Linked DNA regions of Homo sapiens: region 1 is linked to region 2. The links are chromatin contacts, found by Hi-C or POLR2A ChIA-PET in ENCODE. All regions are on one chromosome and are shown on one strand. Each heading gives the region's core, a stretch centred on a gene start or an enhancer-like site at or near the end of the contact. The rest is flanking DNA. Distances are from core to core; before and after follow the strand shown.

Evidence for each region. Hi-C counts contacts between places; a loop is a spot of excess contacts on that map. ChIA-PET counts read pairs that join two places held with the same protein, here RNA polymerase II (POLR2A). Pooled maps may share reads with other maps.
Region 1: a loop to region 2 is called in a pooled map, with 7 times the contacts of the local background. The contact joins two enhancer-like sites. A Hi-C loop is called at or near these places in 1 of 168 maps with a recorded cell type or tissue (posterior vena cava) and 2 of 50 pooled maps. POLR2A ChIA-PET finds 5 or more read pairs at or near these places in 1 of 52 experiments (H1).

The regions. Positions count from the first base shown.
Region 1 is chr1:30,661,470-30,666,280 of GRCh38, forward strand. No RefSeq gene overlaps it. Among named protein-coding and RNA genes, the nearest start is that of MATN1-AS1, 55 kb to the right of the region's middle. RefSeq lists enhancers at 564-1,495, 1,941-2,442. Within about 2 kb of position 2,247, at least 2 of the 41 ENCODE cell types and tissues checked have a DNase peak (open chromatin) inside an H3K27ac peak, as active enhancers do.
Region 2 is chr1:30,616,817-30,621,246 of GRCh38, forward strand. No RefSeq gene overlaps it. Among named protein-coding and RNA genes, the nearest start is that of MATN1-AS1, 100 kb to the right of the region's middle. RefSeq lists enhancers at 767-936, 1,154-2,353. Within about 2 kb of position 1,720, at least 4 of the 41 ENCODE cell types and tissues checked have a DNase peak (open chromatin) inside an H3K27ac peak, as active enhancers do.

The DNA.
Region 1 (4,811 bases), core at 997-3,496, 45 kb after region 2:
CCAGGATCACACAGATAATGGCCATCAGAGTCGGCTCTAACTCGGATCTGTCTTTGCCCAGGCCCCACGTCCCACCTGCCCGTGCCAAGTGCTATGCAGTTCCGGACACATCTCATTGAATCCCACAGCATCCTTGGAGGGAAATCTCACCCCCCATTGCACAGGCAAGGAAACTGAGGCCATGCTGGGCATGGAACTCCCCCAAGGCCCCACAGCTAGTGAGTGGAAGAATCCCACAGAATTCAAACTCAGGGCCGTCTGTTCCCAAACCCACAGTGAAGGTAGTTCCCTCCTCCCTGCCTTGTTCTCGAAGCCTGCAGGGAGCTCGATGACCGCACTGTGGGGAGGGCACTGCAGGGACAGAGGGGCCAGCTGGGGCCTGCAGGAGGGCAAGCAGGGCAGTTCTGATTCCTGGAGTCTCCAGGAACTTTCACAGACTTCAATCCTCCAAGAGGCCAGGAGGGAAGACATGAGAAGAATCTCATTCTCTGGGTCCTCTTCCCATGGTCTTTGCAGAGAGATGTAACTGCATCAAAAGTAGAAGTTACCACTTCAAGGGCCCCAGGATAAACCCCACAAAGATGGATTTTTCTTAACCTCACTATCTTTCCCTCCCCAGGGTCGGGGGTCAAGTCAATAACTTCCTGCCCACTGCCTGCTGCAGATCCCAGCAAGGCTGCAAACCTGTGTCAGCTGTAAATCCATCTCCCCCTGGAAACCAACTGGAAACCCAGTTGCCAAATCCACCCTAAATCCAGCAGTTCACAAATCAAAGGCTGCTTCTGGGCTCGTGCTGGGCTGGGCAAGGCGCCCTGGGGACGCCGTCCTTGAGTCTCCATCTCCCCAGACTCAGATTTCAACCGGGGTCAGGGGAGCAGCATGGACCTGCCAGGGACAGGCCCAGCAGGAACTGAAGGATAAACTCCAAACCAGACGAGTGGTTGCTGTTCCAGCCCACCTCGCCCTCACCAGTGAGCTGTAGTGGACACTCCTGCCAACTGGGCCCAGGAGAACTCCAGGCATGCCTGCAAGGAGAGGAGGGCCTCAGGAGCACAGAGAAGCCACCCTGGGCCCAGAACTGAGCTCAAGCAGGTCTCACTCAGCCAGAAGCATTTGTCAAGCACATGCTCCAGAGAACACCACGGTTCTGAAGTTGCCCAGGAATTTACCTCCAAGTTCATTGTTTTGCAAAGCTAGAGAGCTTAGGCAGAGGCTCCTGCAGGTGAGGAGGAAGCATGAAGTGGAGCTCATTCCCAGGGTTCTCTCCCTGAAGCTTCCGGAGGGTGGCACGGGTGCCAGGCAAGGGAGGTGGAGATCACGGGCACTCACTCTGCGTGGAACCCACTCACACTTCTGTCAACTGGGTCTCTATACCAGCAGTGGAATTCTTCCCTGATCCACCAGATTCCCCATCCCTCCCCAGTTCCACTCCACCCCCTACAGAGCTTCCCAGTGCAATCAGCTCCAACCTCCATGCACGGCACAGCCCTCTGTTCCCTCTGTCAGAGTTCCCTTCCTGCCTGTCCCTGAGCTCAGGGACAATAGGAGCCTGTGGCCAGGTTTGCCCAAACTGGCACCTTGACTCCTGGGCAGCAGCTCCATGCATATTGTGAACAAATGAATAAGTGAATGAATGAGTGAGCAAGTGAGTAATCAAATGGATGCAAAAGCCACTTGCCCCTGGTGCACCCCTAGCCTCTCCTGGGAATAAACTTGGCCCCAAAACACTGTCTTCATAAAGCCAACAACAGCCCCTCACACATGGCCATCACTAGCCTTAACAAGTCAATTTCCCCTCCTTTCCTCCTTTGATCCACACAAGGTAGGTGCCGCTATTATTCCATCTGGGAGGTAGGAACACGAAGGCAGAGGGGGACTGAGTAACTTGCTCAATATGGCATGTTAAGATCAGATCTTAACCCAGATCTATGGGCCCACCTCTGTGCCGTCCAAGGCTCCTGACCCCACTGCCAGGCCCCTTGGCAGGGTAGTACATTGTCCTGTCAACATCTTGGGATTAGCCCCTCCCTCTTCCCCAAACTGAGGCCTTTCCCTCTGAGCCTTAGTCTCTGCTGGGCTTTATTAGTAAAGATTTAGTGTCTGGATTGAGGGAAGTGAAAGTCTTGATCAGATCCAGAGGATGGTGTTTGCTCTGGACTTAAGTGGCACCCGGACTAATGGGACTTTGTACCAAGGATCGATTGTGGGGTAATGGGAGCCCTCCCCTGCCACACCTCCTCTGCCGTCCCCAAGCCCGGGGTAGGTCCCATCCAGCTGCGCTGTCTCACACAGCCTGTGGGGAAGCACAGCTGTCAGGGCTGGATTTTCAGGATTAGTTTGGTTGAAGATGCCGAAACCCAGCTCCCGTGGCTGATACCAAAGGGGGCATTCCCAGTGGGAAGCAGCAGGGCCTCCAGGAAGCAGGAGGCAGAATCAGAGACCCCCAGGGCTGGGCTCCTCGCCTCTGCATCGGTTCCTACCACAGGCTGAAAACAAATTGTTGCAAGTCACATCCTCAGCCGCCACAGAGGGATCGACTTTCTCACTGCGGCATCAGTGACAAGTCAGATGTCCGTCACTGTGCCCAAAGGCACAGGGGCCCTGCCTGGTCCTGCTCTGGTGAGGTGCCCATCCTTATGCACCAAGAAATTGTGGTCAGGGGAGGCAGCAGGACGAGGTAAGACCATGGGAGTCTCCACCACTGCCATGTGGAAAGGGAGTGGGGGAGGGTGCAGGAAGAGGGAGGGCAACTGGGCAGACAGACACCCCCATTTCACAGATGAGGAAACTGAGGCTCCCAGAGCAGAAGGAACTTGCTGGAGGTCACACAATGAGTAAGCAGCAGAACTGGGACCCAAGCCCAGATCCATCAGGCTCCAGAGAGTCTGTGCTCTAACAACCAGGAGGCCCTGCCCATTCTGCAGTCTGAAACCCCACAGAGGTAAGAGGGTGGTTCCAGGAGACAGGGACAAACCTGAGAGCCCCCTGGCTCAGGACGCCAGGGAAGATGGCGCTCTGCCCTCGGGTCCCATCGCCCCACTCAGAGGGCCCAGCTGAGTGAGCACGCTCACGCTTCGCGGCCCAAGCCATTGCCAGTAAATTACTCCCAGTAACGGGGTGTTTGCCCAGGGAATTAAAGAGGCAGTAAACAGTTGCCAGAGTAATTAGACACGAATGGCGGACGTGCCAGGCTTCTCAACGCCGGGAAGCAACTTCCATAGTAGCCTCCCTCTGCAGGGCGAGATGAGACCACTGGGTTGCGATTGTCAAGTTAAGCAGCTGAGAGCCAGAGAATCAAAGAGACGGCAAGACATTGCTGGGGGGAGACAGGGTAACCTTGGAAACTACTGCATATAATCCCCTCCGTATACAGACGGAGAAACTGAGGCCCAGGGAGGGAGAACAGACCTGCCCAGGGACACCCAGCAGATTAGAGGGAGAGGTAGGTCTGGAGCCTCGGTCTCATGGGAAGCAGGTCAAGCCAGTTCCTGGCACACTTGGTTACGCACCGTTCAAGGTCATCTTGGGGAGAAGGGTCACAGCTCTGGCAGTTAATGGGGGCACAGGTAACAGCGATGATGAGTGAAACTTTGGGCACACATTCATTCATTCGTTTAATGAGTATTTATTAAGTTCCTACTATATTCTGGGTTCTGTTCTAGGCTCTGGGGAACAAGGCAAGCAAAAGTCCCTGTCCTCAGAGAGCTGACACTCCAGAAACACAGAACCCAAAGGCAAGTCGGGAACTCAGGAGGCTCACAGGGGCCTAGGCAAAGGGAGGTGCAGAGACAGCAAGGAGGTGGAGTTCAGGGGAAAATGCATACATGAGCACCCTCTCCCGCTTCCACATGGCCTGGGAAAGGGATCGAGATTCCAGAGGAGCCATCTGGCCCTGTCTGGCTCAGAACCTGCCTCTGGGCCTTCCCAGATCAGGCTAGTGGACACACAGCAGCTGTGAGAAGTGCAGGCACAGAGCTGGGCCTGGCAGCCACCCACACCTGCAGTTCCAGCCACAAGAGCAGGGCCACAGAGAGCCACAACCCACAGATGGAGCATAGTGAACCACTGCAGATGGGCCTGAGGCAGGGCAGCAGCCCCTAATGGGGGAACAGGAAGATTTGCAGACAGGTAGTGGACCCCTGGAATCTCATGGACCTGCATTCAATCCCAGCCCTGCCGCTCACTTGCTGTGCTACACTAGGCAAGTTACTGATCTCACTGAGCCTCGGGTTTCTCATCTGCAAAGAGGTTAGAAATGAAAGTCTTTAAGCGCTGACCGTCCATAATCAGAGCTTTGAGCAGCAGACAGTTCGCAAGATTAAAGCTGGGAGGCACAGCAGGTACTGTGTGTTGCACATCAACCAGGCCAGACAGTGTGAGGAGCACTTCCTGTAAATCCTGTCATTCAACTGTCTGAAAACCCCTTGAGCCTGGACCATCCTCTCTGCCTGCAGTACCCCAGACCCTCTTTCCCTTCTGTCCCCAGTAAATCCCATCTCTCTGCTTAGAATAAGCAATTGGCCATGGATCAGGAGGCCCAGATCTATGCCAGCCTCTGCCACTTTCTCATTGTGTGACCCAAAGCCACATGTCTCAGTTTCCCCATCTGTGTATTGAGTGCTCATCTTGGAGATCTGACATTTCTTTTCTGCAAGTGGGCTTGAATTGTCAATTCAACACACCTCCTGTGTGACTTTGGAGGAGTCACTTAAAGTCTCTGGGCTGGGCTAACCTGCTCACCCAGAAGCCCTGCAATTGGAAACGGGGCACCTTCCCCTGCCCACCTTGATTCCCATTCAGTGTCAGAGCTT
Region 2 (4,430 bases), core at 470-2,969:
ATGGGGGATGAAGAATGTCAGGAGATTGGGGTGCGGTTTTATACGGGTGATCAGGAAAGGCCTCAGTAAGGACTCACTTGGGAACAGCCCGAAGGCTGGGAGCCATGAGGACATCTTGGGTGGTCAGCCCAGGCAGCGGAAGCCACACGTGCAGATTCCCAGAGGTGAGAGTGACCCTGGCATGCTCAAGGGTCAGCAGGGAGGCCCAAGTGGCTGGGGCAGAGTAAAGAGGGGTAGGGGATGAGGTCAGAGAGGTCATGGGGCCTGGGACCAGGAGAGGACTCAGGCTTTAATCTGCAGAAGCTGGGCACCCATGGAGAGTGTGAGCAAGGAAGGAAATGGTTGCAGGGGCATTTTTAAAGGCTCTCTCCTGCTTCTAGGTGGAGACGAGACCACAGGGCGCAAGAGTGAAATCGAACTGGGGAGATGATCGGGCATCTCCTGCAATCATCCTGGCAGTGGGTGACAGTGAATGGAATCAGGGTGGGAGCTGGAGGGTTAGAGATGATTAATTAAAAAGCGTCTGACACAGTGCTGGCGCACAGTAGGCCCTCAGGCGATGGTAGCTGTGATGACTCATATACTGAAAGTTCTGGGAGCCCTAAATTGAAATCTCTTGGCTGTCTGGCCACATTGCTCTGGCCTAGTACCGACGTCATCTCTCAGAGGAGATTAACAAAGACAAATCTTCAGACTGCATAGAAAATATCACTGATGATATGGTGAGGGGGTAAGTTGCTTGCCAAGGTCTTCGGAGTAATAGGAAAAGACAAGAGGGCCGGATTATACAAGTGATAAAACGCTGACATCTCACACATACGACATGTGCTTGAAAGATGCACATTCAGATTCTTTTTAAGGGTAAAGTAACCTTTAAAAGTGATTTATTCCTCCTCGGTTTAAAAAAAAATGTTTGAGAGGTAAAATATATGTGTGCGGCAACTTGAGTTTTCCCAAGTTAAACCCTTCCTCCTGCAATATATTCTCTCAGTGGGCTTTTTACTGGACGGTGATTATATCAATAGCACACTATGTTCACACGGGCAAGAGATCACACACATTTCTTCTGGAGTGAAACTGACTGTCAGTTTAGATTAGAAAATCTGGCTGGTTGACACAGGCAGGGAGCAGTGTGTGTGTGTGTGTGTGTGTGTGTGTGTGTGTGTGTGTACATCTTAAAAGGAAAAAAGAAAAGAAAACAGCCACAGAGCAATGTAGCAATTTAAAGATACCATTCATTTTGTTGGGTTTTGTTTTCAATGAAAATATCAGGAAAGCATTCCCAGTAGATCACAGGGGACCCAAGAAAATGGAGAGGTGCAGCCCAGCAGACAAGAAAATGGGGCTTGCACTCTTGGGGGGCAGGTGTCAGGACCCTTCCCCAAGCCGGCAGGGTGACCTTGAACCTGTTGCTATTCCTCTCTGGGCCTCCATTCCCCCAATGTGTAAAACATGGACTCCTTGGTCTCTATGATTCCTTCCAACTTCTAAAATTATAAATCAGTCAAAGATGAAGGATGATAAATGAAGGAGTGGAGAGGAGGCAGGAAGGACAATCTTATTGATCTTGAGACTTTGATTCAAAGAACAAAAGTGAGAGGAAATGTCGCTCTCGGTGAGAATGTTGTGACTCACCCTGGATGAATGAGGCAGCAGAGTTGGTTAGATATCTTCACCTCTATCACCTCGATCTTCCCCATAGTCCCAGAAGGTGGGGATAATTATCCCCACTGCGTGAATGTGGCAGCTGTGACTCGCAGAGGTGGTGGGACCTGCCCAAGATTGCATTGCTGGTGAGTCACCTGCCAGAGCTGGATTTCAACTGATTCCAAATTGCACACTCCTGTTCCAGCTGCCCAGACCTGAATTCTCAAGACAGAGCCTGAAGGAGGGACCTGAGGCTGCTCTGCCTCTCTCTGAGATGGCCACGAAAGCTGAGGTTGGGAGGGACTGCAGTGTGGGCTCACAGAGAGCTGCTGTCATTCTCCCAGGGCCAGTCACAGAGATCCTGCTCCTTTGCTAGTTAGGACCAAACAGGAAAATGGACTTTCAGCTTTGTATCTGGTGAAACTTGACTGGAGAAAGCTGTTTGGGCCTGAAAACAGAATGAGGCATCTCACTTTTCCCTCTAGGTCTAGGCAGGGACTCCCTGGGAGATGAGGTTTTTCAGGAGACCTGGGCAGTTGGCTGCCGGGAGAATCGCCACCCACAGCCCTTCATCCCTGGGAGCAGAGACCCCGAGAGAGGGGCAGACCTACCTGCAGAAGGTGGACCCCAGCCCACATGCCAAGGAGGAACAGGGGCATGCACCACCTCAGGGTCAACTTTTGTGTTTGCCTCTTCCAGACCCACCCAGTAAACCAACTTCAGCCTGATCCCAGCGTCCCAAACTCAGTGTCTTCCACCCAGTAGGTGCTCCTGGGAGCTGAAGTAGCTCAGCAAGGCAGCAAAGATCAACTTGGCTAAAATTTGCCTGAAACCACTTTCAAAATGAAACACATCAGGGAACAAGTGGCTGGGTGGTGGTCAAGATGACCAAATTTTTTCTCTTCAGACTTCACCATTTCTTGATTACACCCTGGGCAAACAGCGAGAGACAGAAATCACAGGAAAGGTGCTTCTGCTATACACAGTCCCAGGCAAGGTGTGCAGAGGTGAGACCCACCCCAGGTCTTCTGCTCCCACCCCAGGCCTAATTCACTGATCTCTGCATTTCCACATATCCCATGTCTCCTCCTGGGTGAGCTGTTGGTAGCTCAAACACAATATGTCCAAAAGTGAATTCAACTTCTCTCTAACCTAACTCTCACTGTGTTCCCAGGGTCCAAGGTTTGAGCAACTCTCCTAGTCACCCAATCTTGGAAACTCAGTGTCATCTTGTTACACTTTGACAAAGAATTTTACTTAAGAAAATTGCCCAGCATTTTCTGAGATGCCCAGAAAACGCTGGAGAGCTGAACAAGGCTGGATCACTTCAGACCAGACACAAAACGGCCATAGTTTATGAGCGAACAATACATGTTTGATGAATAAATGGACAAACCCATGCATGAATAAAAGAGCAATGAATGAATGAAGTCATGCATGAAAAAGCATATTAGTAAGTGAACGAATGAATGGATGAGCCAATTAAAGAAAGAATGAATAAATAAAAAGAAGTAAATGAGAGGTAGAATACCACTTATATTAAAATCTAAGAAAACAATATCTGAACAAAGTACAAATAAATGAAAGAAGAAATGGGGGCACTAATGATGGAAGAAAGGATATAGTCACACGTGAATGAGTGTGAGAAGTAATTTTTTGAGACAAGGTCTTGCTCTGTTGTGCAGGCTGGAGAGCAGTGACACCATCTCAGCTCACTGCAGACTCAACCTCCTGGGCTCAAGTTCTCCTCTCACCTTAGCCTCCTGAGTAGCTGGGACTAGCGGCACACACCACCATGCCCATCTAATTTCTGTATTTTTTGTAGACATGGGGTCTCACCATGTTGCCCAAACTGGTCTCAAACTCCTGGGCTCAAGGCAATCCTCCTGCCTTGGCCTCCCAAAGTGCTGGGACTATAGGCAAGAGTCACCACGCCCAACATGAGAAAGAATTTTTAAATAGATTTTGAAACCGATGCAAGAGATGAATAATGAATAGTGAATGAATAAATGAGTGAATGAATGAAGTAAATGTACAAGGATTAACCAGCAAATGAGTAACTGAACCAATACATAAATGGATACAAATGGTGAAGGTGGTCCAGCCTTGATATGAGGGGGTGATGTGGTACAGGGAGGGATGCTGACAAACTCCATGGGAATTCAGTGGGACACCGTGGAGTTGAGGTCTTGGTAAACTAGCCACATTCCTCTTGGGGAAGATTTTTAAAGGGACTTCCATTTGAATTTAATAAGAATATTATTAAACAAATATCAGCTGACGCTAGCTGCTTTCCAGGATTAACTCTAGGTTCGTTGGAAAGAGCTCAATAGAATTGACGATACTGTTGTTCTGTTGCAGATAATTACCCATTACACAGCACCCCTCCAGCATGATTTTGATAATTGCTATTAAAATAAGGACTTCCACTGTCTCTTTACAAATTAACCTCCAAGAGGTGTAATTACTATCGTGGCAGGGAGGTTGGCTGTGTGGCCTGGGAATGATGGCTGGGGTTGAAGCTGTTGCAGTGACCACCTTGTGAGACCCGGCATGGGGTCCAGTAAGGAGGCATGAGACTAGGGTCTGGGGGCTCAGAAGTTCTGGGTTGCAGGCCCCATCCCCTGCCATGAAACATCACACAAGTCGTTCACCTGTTTGGGTCTCAGCTCCATTCCCTATGAAACTGAGGATGGTTCCCCTGAGCTCCCACAGCAATCCCCCACCCACCCCAGGGAGAGCAACAGAGTCTTCTTTTGACATGTGCCGCCTCCCCAGACTAA